Linked DNA regions of Homo sapiens: region 2 is linked to region 1. A link is a contact called in ENCODE Hi-C or POLR2A ChIA-PET data. All regions are on one chromosome and are shown on one strand. Each heading gives the region's core, a stretch centred on a gene start or an enhancer-like site at or near the end of the contact. The rest is flanking DNA. Distances are from core to core; before and after follow the strand shown. Region 1 has its middle 72 kb from the start of LINC00862. Region 2 overlaps LOC124900414 (a long non-coding RNA gene).

Evidence for each region. A loop is a pair of places that touch in the nucleus more often than their neighbours do. ChIA-PET counts read pairs that join two places held with the same protein, here RNA polymerase II (POLR2A). Pooled maps may share reads with other maps.
Region 2: a map of PC-9 shows a loop between it and region 1 (4-fold over the local background). The contact joins two enhancer-like sites. A Hi-C loop is called at or near these places in 31 of 168 maps with a recorded cell type or tissue (A673, B cell, CD4-positive, alpha-beta memory T cell and 20 more), 23 of 37 single-sample maps with no recorded cell type and 34 of 50 pooled maps. POLR2A ChIA-PET finds 5 or more read pairs at or near these places in 9 of 52 experiments (A549, GM10248, GM12878 and 6 more).

The regions. Positions count from the first base shown.
Region 1 is chr1:200,298,595-200,305,170 of GRCh38, reverse strand. No RefSeq gene overlaps it. Among named protein-coding and RNA genes, the nearest start is that of LINC00862, 72 kb to the left of the region's middle. RefSeq lists silencers at 2,465-2,682, 2,708-2,897. Within about 2 kb of position 2,815, at least 13 of the 41 ENCODE cell types and tissues checked have a DNase peak (open chromatin) inside an H3K27ac peak, as active enhancers do.
Region 2 is chr1:200,475,536-200,482,111 of GRCh38, reverse strand. LOC124900414 (a long non-coding RNA gene) reads left to right here. Exons shown (of 3, transcript XR_007066784.1): 2 at 3,958-4,099. It overlaps LOC124904480 (a long non-coding RNA gene), which reads right to left. Exons shown (of 2, transcript XR_007066783.1): 2 at 66-4,144. Among named protein-coding and RNA genes, the nearest start is that of ZNF281, 69 kb to the right of the region's middle. Within about 2 kb of position 4,296, at least 4 of the 41 ENCODE cell types and tissues checked have a DNase peak (open chromatin) inside an H3K27ac peak, as active enhancers do.

The DNA.
Region 1 (6,576 bases), core at 1,566-4,065:
ATGTTTTCGTTAAATAAAAATTAGTCCAGATGGGTCACAGTTTGAACAGTCCTTAGACTACTAGCTTGACTGTCTTGTTCTCAAGGGTAATGTTTGTGTGTACTTTTTCTCCGTTAGCTCTGCCTCAAGGGAAAGAAAGCACATATAAGGCTTGTCAAACATGCAGTTCTTCTGGCAGCTTAGAGCCTGCTGGGGTGCATGGTTGTTTTTGGGGGGCAAGGGTGGGGCTCAAGTAATAGTAGAATAGGTTTGGACTGGGTGGCCCTTTCTTCTGAGCCTTGAATCTACTTCCAATGCTGCAGGAATCTATACCTAGGGGACTACTTTTAAATACTCCAGGTGTGTTGGGGCTAATGGGGAAGCTGACTCAACCAAGATAAACTGTACCACACTTTGGGTTATAGCTCCCATGGGGGAAAAAGGGGTATTTCTGGAAGCTTTTTATTTAGTATAGTTTCAGAATTCTGACATGATGTCTACCCTTCCAGTTATTTAAAACATTTTTATTTTTTTTTTTAGCAAAATGACTTTATAAAATTCACAAATAGCAATTAGAGCCAGCTTCTTCTTAATTCTCTTAAAAAATTCTTATGGTGGATCTTGACATCTCAGTTTTATTTGATCTAAAATTATTCCATATATTAGATGGTTTAAATCACCAATTCCTAAAGTGTAATCCTGGAAATACAAATTCCACAGTGTATTAATAAATCTTGCTTGGAAAAGGGTTCCACATCCAAATAAATTTGGAAAATGCTGGGCTGGGCCAAGTTCAGCAAGTTTCTTGACTGAGAGTCTTAATGTGAGATGTAATCCTCAGAGAGAGAATGTGCCAGGTTTCCCAGATACACTGGCCAGCTTCTTTCCCAGAGAGGAGCTTGCAGAACTGGTGTTCTAAGAACCGCATCTTGGGAAAACACTTGTTTATAGATTCATTTGTGTTTGAAAAGATTTAGTACAGAGGAAAAGTGGACACAGGGAAGGCAAAAGACTGTAAAGGGGTTTATTTTGGAGGGCGAACGGCATGAATTGGCATATCATTTTGGAAAACCTGATTTTTTTTTTTTTTTTTTTGAGGATCTCAATCTGTTGCCCAGGCTGGAGTGCAGTGGCTCATTGCAGCCTCAACATCCCAGACTCAAGCCATCCTCCCATCTCAACCTGCCAACCCCCTCAGCACTCCCAACTCCCTTCCCCCCACCCCAGTAGCTGGGACTACAGACATGTACACCACCATGCCTGGCTAATTTTTTTTTTTTAAATTTTTTATAGAGACAGGTGTTTGCCTTGTTGCCCAGGACTTAGGGAGACACAGGACCACTGACCCCCTCTTGCATTCTCTCACCATTTAGTGTCTGCTGTGAGCTGGGCGCTCTGTAGTGTGTCTGTGCATATGTGCGTGGATGGGACAGGGATCTAGACATTGTAAAAAAGCTGCATTGTAAAGAACTCTTGGGCTCAGGCAATCTGCCCTTCTTGGCCTTTCAATGTGCTGGGATTACTGGCGTGAACCACTGCGCCCAGCCTGGAAAACCTCTTTTAACTACACATTTTATTTTCTGGTCACTAAAAAGTAACCTAAGACCAAAAAGGCAACAGACAAACCTAGAACACATTATAAGAAAATGCATTTTATAACTTTTTTAAAATGCATTTAGGACAACAAATTGGTGAAAATATAAGGAAGCACTGAAAACAATGCATATTTTCAGGCGCAATTTAAAATAAGGATCTCATTAAGATTCATGTCCCAAGAACATTTTTATTTCTAAAATAGGCTTGGTTCAGCTGAGGCTTTTTATGTATAATTTAACAACGGAAACCATAACAACAATAATGTATGGATAGGAAGAGTTTCTTCTCTTGAATGAACAAATTAGGTCATCATCAAGCAGTTTTATTTAATGGGAATCCCCCGTGAGGTATTCACATAGTGAGAAATAGTTCTTCTCCCTTTAGAGATGAACGCTGAAAAGAACATTCCACTCCATTTCACACAAGAGTGGAAGGGTGCAGTGAAAATTGGGAACGTGTTAATTCCTGACAGTGATGCTGGAGTGCGTCCGCCAATCCAGCTGTCAGCGCTGTTAGGAGCACGGCCGAGCCTGCAGCCACTACGTTCTGTACTTGTGCTAGGTCCGAGCGTTTGAAGAAAAGATAGCAGTTTCTCCCTTGCTCCCTGCTCCGTGGTTCCAGAGCAGGTCTCTGATTTGGAGCTTATTAATAGCTTTCCATAATAAGATCATCGATAAAATTCTGAGCACCCAGTGCATCTACAGTGTAAGAATTCTTACCAGTAGGGTGACAGCACAAAGGAAACTGAGGTTCTAATTTTGACTCCCCACGGGCGATAGGCATCTCCTCTTAAAAATCTGCGTGGTGCAGAAGGCTGGACTCGCGGTGCTGGGGATGACCTTGGAAACATCTCCAGCACCTTTCTCAGCAAGTCTAGATCTGCAACTGGGAGGGGAGGTTTTGCCGTTGATGGTGTGTGCAGCACCGGGGGAGGGAAATCCTGAGTTGAACTTCCTTCGGAGAGAGCCTAACCTTTCTACCAGGTCCCATGCTCCGGACAGGTATTCTTTGAATGTGTAAATTGAAGTCACGCTAAAAGTGACAATGCCGACCGGACTTGTGTACCTAATGGGATTTTGCAGTATAGACGAGGTTCTTTTAGGCAAGACTGTCAGGAGAGCGAACGCTCATTTTCGGTTTTGTTTTGCAAAGGCTTGCCACCCAGGGGGAGCTAACCTGCTCTGCCGGGGGTGCGGGGCCGGGCGCAGCCGCTCCGGGGCTCCCCCCTCCCGGGTCGCAGCAGCCGGGGGCGCGCGGAGCTGCGCCACGGTGAGGTTGCATCTCATGTTAATTGCTTTAACCTCTGGTAGTTTCAGCGGTTGTTGGCAGAAAGATTCGGGCTACAGTGCGTTATGGGATAAGGCTTCGGATCGTGCTCACCGGGGAAACAATGGGCTGGATTTTGAGGAAACCGACCCAAGACGTTCATTAGCCGCTTAGACACTCGGGGCCCTTTGCAAATATTAACATAGCCTGTGTATAAACTCCCAAGGGCAGGAGCTTCGTTGTTTGGTACGCGTTTTTTTTTTTAAATTAAAATAACGTAGTGCAGCGCCATGTTGAGTATTTAATAATTCCTTGAGAAAGTATTTTGGGGGAAAGGCTGATCAATAAAGAAAACGGAATTTCTTCCCCCCCGCCCCCGTCCCCGCATGCTTTTCTTCTGCATTTTACACTTACATGTATCTTAGAGAAAACCATACATAATATTTTAAAGAGCAACAAGGTGATCACCTTAAGTGATAAGAAACATGGCATTAGACTGAAAGCAGGGAGAGTTACCTCTAATAATAGCTCTCATTGAGTGCTTATTGCGTGTCAGGTACTCTGCACTGTCTCCTTTATTTAAATTAATTTAATTCTTTCCACTGCCTGGTGTGGTAGGCAGTGTTATCCCCACGTTGTGGGTGAGGGACTGTTTTCTCTACTGGCTGGCAGCAGAGGGTTCAGACCCTGTCTCTGGGGCCGGGTTTCTCCCCTCACCCCCTACAGGGCCTCAGATGGAGCCTGTGGCCAGCAGTAGCCTCAAGTATGGATCATAGCATCAGCAGCCTGCCTTTAAACCCAGCCTCCCCCACCTGAGCTGTGTGACTTTGACCAAGCTATTTAACCAGGGTTTCAGTTCATACATAGCTCCTGGGTTTGCTAGGAGATATAGAGCAATGTACACTGAGCCAGGGGATAGCAGGGGCTCAGTGAGTATTAGAAATGCACAATTGTTTTTGAGATGGGGTCTGGCTATATTGCCCAGGCTGGTCTCAAACTTCTGGGCTCACACAATTCTCCTGCCTCAGCTTCCTAAAGTGCTGGGATTACAGGTGTGAGCTGCGGTGCCCAGCCAGAAATGTAAAATTCATAGGAGTGTTACTTCTTTATCTCTCAGTAGCCGGTGACTTAGCCCACAACCTGCAAATGTGTTGTAAAAACAATACAGTGAAGACGCAGGAGAATTTAGGAGTTGAGCTTGAATCTGGAAAAGGTGCTACTGGGATACAAATCCTAGCTCTGCCTTGCTGGTTGCATGATGGAGAAGGTTAATTAACTGCTCGGTACCTCAGTTTCCTCCTACGTAACATAGAGACAATAATAGGGTTGTTATGAGACTAAGATGAGGGGATGATTAGGAACTACTGTACATGGGGCATGGCATCTAGTTAGGGAAAAATAATTGTGTCTGTTATTATCTTCTGCAGCTGTTAAAATGGTGCATTTTCTTTTCTGTATTTAAATGCTAATGGTTCCAGAAGAGAACCATTGTCTTTCTGTCTTAATATTCTCCTGTTCACACTTTGATTTATATTCTCATGGTATTTTGCTTAGATATTGACACTATTTCACCTTTTTTCTTAATGGGTTACAAATATCGGCCTGTAATATTCTTATGTCTCCTTTTGGACTTAGGGAGACACAGGACCCTCTTGCATTCTTTCACCATTTAGTGTCTGCTGTGAGCTGGGCGCTCTGTAGTGTATCTGTGCAGTGTGCATGGATGGGACAGGGATCTAGACATTGTAAAGAAGCTGCACTCCCCCTCAAGAACTCCAGAAGGAAAGAAAGCAAGACAGAAAGTAAGTTTTAGTAATCCAAGGCAGAACGAGGTGAGAGCATCTAGACAAGGCGCCAGGCAGGCAGGCTGCATGAGGAGGTGTCAAGTCAGGAGTGAGGTGGAAGCTGAGATGGGCTTTGCATGGGTAGAATTCCTGAAAGTATAGAGTGGAGAGAGGCCTGGGAGAGGGAACGAGAACCTGAGCAAAACTGTGGAGGTGGACATGGAAGAAGGTCATGGGAACACATGTCTCGTGGAAATGTGTTAAATAAAGCATAAGGAAGGAGAGTAGTGAAGGATGTGGCCAAATGAAGTCCGACGGGAGCCTGAGGATGGGAGACCACGGAGAGGTGAGATTTCCCAGGGTCTGAGGAGGGTGAGGAGCAGTTTCATGAGTGTTTTTGGTAAGGGGTGAAAGGTGAAAGGAGATTCTAGCTGCCTGGGCTCTGGGGTGGGGGACACAGCTGCAAATGGCACTGAGGGTTTTAGGGAGACAGGGAATGAAGTATCTCCACAGTGCCTTGGGCTTCATTTCTCATGCCGTGCTGCTGCTGGGGCAGGGTTGGCTGAAGTTGAAGGGGTGGAGAAGGGGAGATGGTGGATGGAGACTTGGGTTTTCATTGCTTCTGAGCTTCCTGTGCCCTGGCACTGATTTTCTCACAAAAACCGTATTGGAAAATGTCCCCAGGTTCTAAAGTGAACTCATAAAGCCCATTAATCCACAGCATACCACATAATATAGCATTCCACAGTACAATTGGTATGAACTCCTAAGACCATGTCATGGGATAGGATGTCTGTGGGTAATTCATTGCAAATTCCAAATATGTAATCAGCTAGGAACATGATGGTCAGCTGGGATTCTTTTACATGAAATGGTTCCACTCTATGCCTGGCCTGGAGAACACCTGTTCTATTACAAATGGCCTGATAAAATTTGAGTTGGTAATTTTTTTAGAGATAGGGTCTTGATATGTTGACCAGGCTAGCCTCGAAATTCTGGGCTGAAGTGATTGTGTTACCTCAGCCTCCTGAGTAGCTGGGACTATAGGTGTGCACCACTTCACGTGGCTAGTTTATGTATTTTTTATGGTTTAGACTTTAAAAGACACATCAAATATGGTTCTTCTATTGCATTTTCAGGTAATACATTTTTATCCTATACTTAAGGAGAAAACATACTTAGTCAATAGCAGTTGTCATTGTCAATTCTTTTTTTTTTTTTTTTTTTTTTTCTGGAGACAGAGTCTCACTCTGTCACCTAGGCTGGAGTGCAGTGGCACCATCTTGGCTCACTGCAACCTCTGCCTCCCAGGTTTAAGTGATTCTCCTGCCTCAGCCTCCTCAGTAGTTGGGATTACAGGTGCGTGCCAGCACGCCCGGCTAATTTTTTGTATTTTTAGTAGAGACGGAGTTTTGCCATGTTGGCCAGGCTGGTCTTGAACTCCTGACCTCAGGTGATCCACCTGCCTCAGCCTCCTAATGTGTTAGGATTACAGGTGTGAGCCTCCGTGCCCTGCCTCCTCATTGTCGATTCTTGATCATCAGCCTTTTAAACCGATTCTAGTACTGTTTTCCTGTCCTGGGATTTTAGAATTTTTATGGTTAATATGATTATGAGAGATCACTCTTAGATACTTGTGTGGATAAAAACTATATAGAGCTCAATTGTGGGATATATTTAAAAGTTAATCCTGTTAAAGGAGAAAGAATTCTAATACCTGTTAAAAATGGTATCAGAATAATTAGCTGGGCATGGTGGCATGAACTTGTAGTCCCAGCTACCCTGGAGGCTGAAGTGGGAGGATTGTTTGAGCCCAAGAGTTTGAGGCTGCGGTGAGCCCTGATCATGTTATCGCACTGCAGCCTAGGCGACAGAGCAAGACCTCGTTTCAAAAAAAAAACAAAAAAAAAACACCCAAACCCCACAAAACCCAAAAACAACACACACACAC
Region 2 (6,576 bases), core at 3,047-5,546, 180 kb before region 1:
TTCTTACGCCTTTTTATACTCATAACTTAGCTCCTACTTATAAGTGAGGGGGTCGGTACTCTTCATTCAGCCATACATTCAGGAAGACATGTTTATTGGGTTCCTTCTGAGTGCCTGTTCATCATCTGGAGCAGTATCATGGAGTTAGAAGACAAGTCCTCTGACTCTGTGCCTTCCAGTCTCCACACACCTCAGTGACCTTCACACCACCACCCTCGTCCAAGTCACTGTCTTCTCCAGCCTAAATGTCTGCAGTTGCGTCCTACTAACTGGCCTACTCGCTTCTGCTTTTAGTCCCCTATAGCCTATTCTCATAGCTAGAGGGATAAAAAAAAAAATCAGATGCCCTTATTCTCTTGCTCAAAGCTTTCAAATGGCTTCTTATCACATTTAGAATATAATTCAGCTCCTCAAATGTTACAAGACCGCACCCCTACCCACCTCTTTATTCTCATCTCCTCTACCTTCATCTTCCCAGCCCTGTTGGCCTTGCTCATTTCTTCCTGAGGGCCTTTGCACTTCCTGTTCCCTCTGCTTGTTTTCCCCCTCGATATCAGTTGGTGCTTACAAGTCTCTCTAAACCAAGCACCCTGTATTAGAATCCATGTGTCTCTCACAGCAGCCACTAAGATCATTTGCAATTAGGAGGTACTCAATAAGACACTTGATGATGTGAATGGATACAAATATAAAGAAAATAACATATAAAGAAAATGACATCTTGGAAAAATCCTTGCCCAAAATTCTCTGGAACAGGTAACTCAAAAGAGCCAAATCAGCATATCAAGTCTGATGTGGTTCTCTTGCTGCTCAGAGAGCTGCAAAGATTTTACGCTTGTGCAAGCAGATCCTCTGGAAGAAGTAATTTTCTCTTTGGGAGAGTAGCAGTACACAGGCTCAGCAGTAAATTCACAGTATTTTACAAGATAGAAAGCGAAAATCATATTAAAAGCAGTAATCATACACTAGCGGCACCAATCTCTCGTACGTTAATGGTATGGTGCCATAATTTGACCATAATTTCTCTCTTTCTGTGTCTCTGGCTCTCTCGACTATGAAAATGCTTAGTGGCAGTTCTGCACAGCACGAAGCAAAACAGTGGTAGTAGAGAAAGATACATTTTGATATAGCACAGTCTCTGCTTCCTGTATTTCTTTTACCATTTAAGTAATGGTAGGCTTTGCATTTGTATAAATCATGCAGACAATAGTGTGGGACTATGAAGACGTGGTCCATGATGGCTTGAGTCTGTGGATCACAAACCTCAGATGAAGGTGGAGAGTGTTAGGGAAGGTAGGCACAGTTTCAATCAATTTTCTTCCATTGTTGCTTGTAATAGGTTTTCTGAAATGCTTTCACCTTATGAGCATTCATTCTGCTTATTCTTTTGGAGTTGTTCTGCATTACTCAAAAATCATCTCTGATTGTCTTCCACATGTTTTTCCTTTTTAGAGAAAAACCTCACCAGGTGCTTGGGAGGCTGAGATGGGAGGGTTGCTTGAGCCTAGGAGTTCGAGACCAGCCTGGACAACATAGCAAGATCCCCCATCTGAAAAAAAGAAAAAAACAAACAAACAAACAAACAAAAAACCACACACAAATTTAAAAATGGGGGAAAAAACCCCTCACACACAAACCTAAATGCAATATATGTTGATTTTAGATGATTTGGAAATATACAGAACAAAGAAAAAACAGTTACCCATAATTCCACCACCTAGAAAAAAGTCTTAATAATTCCTATATTTCTGTCAGAATATGTTAACATTTTAACTTTTTATGATTATAAAAGCAATACATCTTGATTGTAGAAATTTTGGAAAATGGAGAAACTGTAAAGAAGTAGGAGGAACAGCTCATCATGTAGAATAACTTTTTGATTATCAGTATTTCACTACAACAAACATGGAAATCAAACAAGAGCATCAGGCTGACTGGTTGAAAGATCCCAAGTAAAAAAATAAAACAAAAACATTTCTGCAGGTCTGAACTGAGTGACCTTTGAGACTCTCAGCATTGGCTGTATTTTCCTTTTCTGGAAATGCTGGGCTGGGAGCATTTCCAGAAATACTCCTGGGCTGGGAGAATGGCCTGGGCTGGGAGGATGGCCATGGAGAGGCTGGGCTGGAAGTATAGCCATGGGCTGGAGAGCCTGGGCTCAGAGCCTGACCTGGGCTGGGAGGGATGGCCATGGGCTGGAGAGGTGGGGCTGGGCTGGGAAGATGGCCATGGAGAGGCTGGACTGGGAGGATGGCCATGGGCTAGAGAGGCTGGGCTGGGAAGATGGCCTGGGCTGGAGAGGCTGGGCTGGGAGGCTGGTCACGGGCTGGAGAGGCTAGGCTGGGAGGATGGCCTGGGCTGGGAGGATGGCCATGGAAAGGCTGGGCTGGGAGGCTGGCCATGGGCTGGAGAGGCTGGGCTGGGAGGATGGTCTGGGCTGGGAGGATGGCCATGGAGAGGCTGGGTTGGGAGGATGGCCTGGGCTGGGAGGATGGCCATGGAGAGGCTCAGAACTCACCACAAGAGGTGGGAGAGAGGATGAAAGCTGGGAGCTGAGTGTGTGTCAGTGTGTGCAGAGGGGCTGGGGAAGGAGAGTGAGCATGCTTGCACAAGCATTCAGGGTGGAGAAGGCCAAGGAGAGAAAAAGGGAGTGAGCAGGCAGGTGGAGGCTACAAAAGTGGCCCTGTGCAGGGTGCTGGGTACTGCTGAGAGGCTGTCCTCTAGGGGTGCCTTGCAGGAACCGAGAGCCTAAGTCTGTCTTGAGGACTGCTGGGTGCAGAGTACACTTCTCTGTGACCTGGCAGGACTATCTGGGTCATAAATCACAGATTGTTTGCACCAACGAGGACCCTATCTACTCAAGTAGACCAAGACGAAGGGAAAGAGACTCCAGTAGGATGGGAGGTGGGAGTGGGGTTTGGCTGGGAGGGTCCAATGCTGCTGCATTGAGTGACAGGTGGCTCCTGCTCTCTAGTCACTTTAGGAGAACATGGTCCTGTACAAAGTCCACTCTACAGGGAGCTCATTGGACATCAGGGTTCCATTCCAGCTCTAATGCTGGCCACCCTTAAGTTTGTTATTCTGTTTACTTTTTTTTTGAGACGGAGTTTCGCTCTTGTTGCCCAGGCTGGAGTACAATGGCATGATCTTGGCTCACCGCAACCTCTGCCTCCCGGGTTCAAGCGATTCTCCTGCCTCAGCCTCCCAAGTAGCTGGGACTACAGGCATGCACCACCATGTCCGGCTAATTTTGTATTTTTAGTAGAGATGGGGTTTCTCCATGTTGGTCAGGCTGGTCTCGAACTCCTGACCTCAGATGATCTGCCCGCCTTGGCCTCTCAAAGTGCTGGGATTACAGGCGTGAGCCACCCCGCCAGGCTACTTTTTTTTTTTTCTTTTAAATCAACACCCATCCTGCCTACAGTGGGGAGAATTCTCATGAGAGTAAAATGAGATGGTAAATAGTATTCTGTGGCTGGATTCCAAGTACCCTTCAGGTCTCTGTTAGGATAGCACTACCTCCAGGAGACCTCCTCAGACCCACAGTCTGGGTTAGGGGCCCACACTATGAGCTTCCATAGTAATTGATCCCTGGCAGATTGATTGTCAGTCAGTTTACCTCTCTGGCTAAGCTAATGATCAGGACTGGTTGGTCCCTGTATCCTATCCCAGCACGGTTCCCGGCACCACGAGCAGTTCAGTAAACCTTGGTTGGCTGAATTAAGTGTCGCTGTTGAGTCACTGCAGAATATAATGCAATAGTTACTGATTTGCTTTTTATATAACAAAATCAAAAATTGAGAGGCAAAGAACAGAAGTAAAATCCAGAAGACTCAGCTGCTTGGGGCATGTTCCCACCCTGGACTTGCCAACTTTCACTGTGAAACTGCAACATATTAAGTATTCGTCAGCTACGGACTTCGTGCCCATGGAATTTAATCTGCTACTTCCTCCCAGGCCAACACCTTGAGGCCAGAGGCAACAGAAAGAGGATTGAGTGAAGCAGGAAGCCTGCAAAGCCCTGGATTCCAATCCAGCTCTAGCTGCGAGGCGCTGGGCACGGGTCACTGCTCTGCGGCTCTGCTTGCTTGTCTGCAAGGTGAGTCAATGCGGCTGCCTCGAACGCTCTTTGATTTTTATTTACCTGAAACAAAAAAACTTGTGAAGCCAGCAATACAGGCTTAGGCAGTCACCCTAAGAGCTGGCTAGGATTAGGCAGCAAACAATCTTTTGGCTACAATGTCTAGCAGGTACGAATACATTAAACCAAACATGTAAAATAGCGTAATTTGTGCTGGATGCATGGCTAAGTCTGCATGGGTCAGTGTGTGGGCACAAGACTAAATCAAGGCAAGGAGCCACCCCAATAGCTCACGGAGCTGGTTAAGCACCTGTGTCATCATTATGGTAAAACAGAATCAGAAAAAGTGTATATGTGTGGTGGGGGAAGGCTGGTAGGGGAAAACCATTTATTGAATCATAGGTAAATTTTTGTTTGCCGGCTGGGCGCGGTGGCTCACGTCTGTAATCCTAGCACTTTGGAAGGCTGAGGAGGGTGGATCACTCAAGTCCAGGAGTTCAAGACCAGCCTGGCCAATATGGAGAAACCCTGTCTCTACTAAAAATATAAAAATTAGCTGGGTGTGGTGGTGCACGCTTATAGTCCCAGCTACTTGGAAGGCTGAGGCATGAGAATCGTTTGAAGCTGGGAGGCAGAGGTTGCAGTGAGCTGAGATCATGCCACTGCACTCCAGCCTGCGTGATAGAGCAAGACTTGGTCAAAAAAAATTAAAAAAAAAAAGTTTTTTGTTTGCTACTTTTGTAAAATTTTGTAGTGTATATTTTCCATTGCAATGTATTTGTAGCACAATTGACTGACTATTGCCACCATCTACTCTCTCTCAATGGTTCCTAGCTCAAGCACATTCTCTCTTAAAATTGTAAAATTATACCTAAGCACCTTACATTACGTTGTTGCTGAGCCCTTGGCCTTACATTATATTATTTTATTTTTTTGAGACGGAGTCTAACTCTGTCACCCAGGCTGGAGTGCAGTGCACAGTCTCGTCTCACTGCAACCTCTGCCTCCTGGATTCAAGCAGTTCTCCTGCCTCAGCCTCCCAAGTAGCTAGGACCACAGGCACATGCCACCATGCGCAGCTAATTTTTGTATTTTCTGTAGAGACGGGGTTTCACCATGTTGGCCAGGCAGGTCTTGAACTCCTGACCTCAAGTGATTTGCCTGCCTCAGCCTCCAAAAATGCTGGGATTACAGGCGTGAGCTACTGAGCTTGGCCAATTTTAAATGAACCTAATGAACTACCTAATATGTTTAACTATTACACAGATATAGTATTTAATATGTACCTAGTGTGTATTAAAAACATATAATAGCAAATATTTCCAATTTTGTTACAGCATTAATGACCCTCCATTCTAAAATTAGTGTGCTTATTGAATTGTATAAGAAATATTTTCAGAAAAAAATCAATTATTTAATATTTAAAGGGGTGAAAACAATTTTTTTTTCTGATATTTTTTTGGGCCAGGCGTGGTGGGTCATGCCTGTAATCCCAGCACTTTGGAAGGCAGAGGTGGGTGGATCACATGAGGTCAGGAGTTCGAGATCAGTATGGCAAAACCCCGTCTCTACTAAAAATACAAAATTAGCCAGGTGTGGTGGTGGGTGCCTGTAATCCCAGCTACTTGGAGGCTGAGGCAGGAGAATCTCTTGAAGCCAGGAGGCAGAGGTTGCAGTGAGCTGGGATCATGCCACTGCACTCCAGCCTGGGCAAAAAGAGTGAAACTCCATCTCAAGAAAAAAAAAAAAAAGATATTTTTTATGAACGCTTTTTGCTCATAGTAGTTGTAAGATGAACTTGTTGGCTATTCTTGGTAAAGTTGTTATTCCACACCTCCTCTGTGTATTTATTTAGTAGCTAAAAGTATCATCCTCAATCGAGTGGAGTATGTTTCAGATGAAGGCAGCTCTGGTGGTTAATCCAATAATCAAAAGGATGGTTGGCTTTTCCTTCTACACATTCCTTAAAAATCAGTGTATATTTTGAGATGAGAGTGAGCCATGATGTGTAGAAACTCTCCATTATTACTCTACACACTTTTGAAGAACAGATGTTCCAAATCAAGAAAGAAATGTGTTGTAGGCTAATAATTTCATTAATGCATAAAAGAAAAAAAAGCCTATTTCATTAGAACAGTGTTTAACATTATACAGAAATAAGCTTTGTCCTTTGTTTGCTGAGAACAATAGCACAATCCTCTGTGTAAAGATGATTTATCTCTTGCTAAACCACCCTAACTGTTTATGACAGCAAAAAGACAGGTATCATTAACCTTAGGTGTTGACAATTTAGAATTCATGGGAATGAGTTAGAAAAACGATAGATGGGTCCCACCCCTGAGTTTGTGGAGAGCAGATGAATCCCTGTGAACCATCACCACTCATGCCTCACGTTACCAGAAAAGAGTTCCCCTTGAATTTTCAGAGAGGGGATTTGGTTTTATGTCCCCTACATCTGAAGTTGAAGTGAAAATTGTTTTGAGGAAAAATGGATC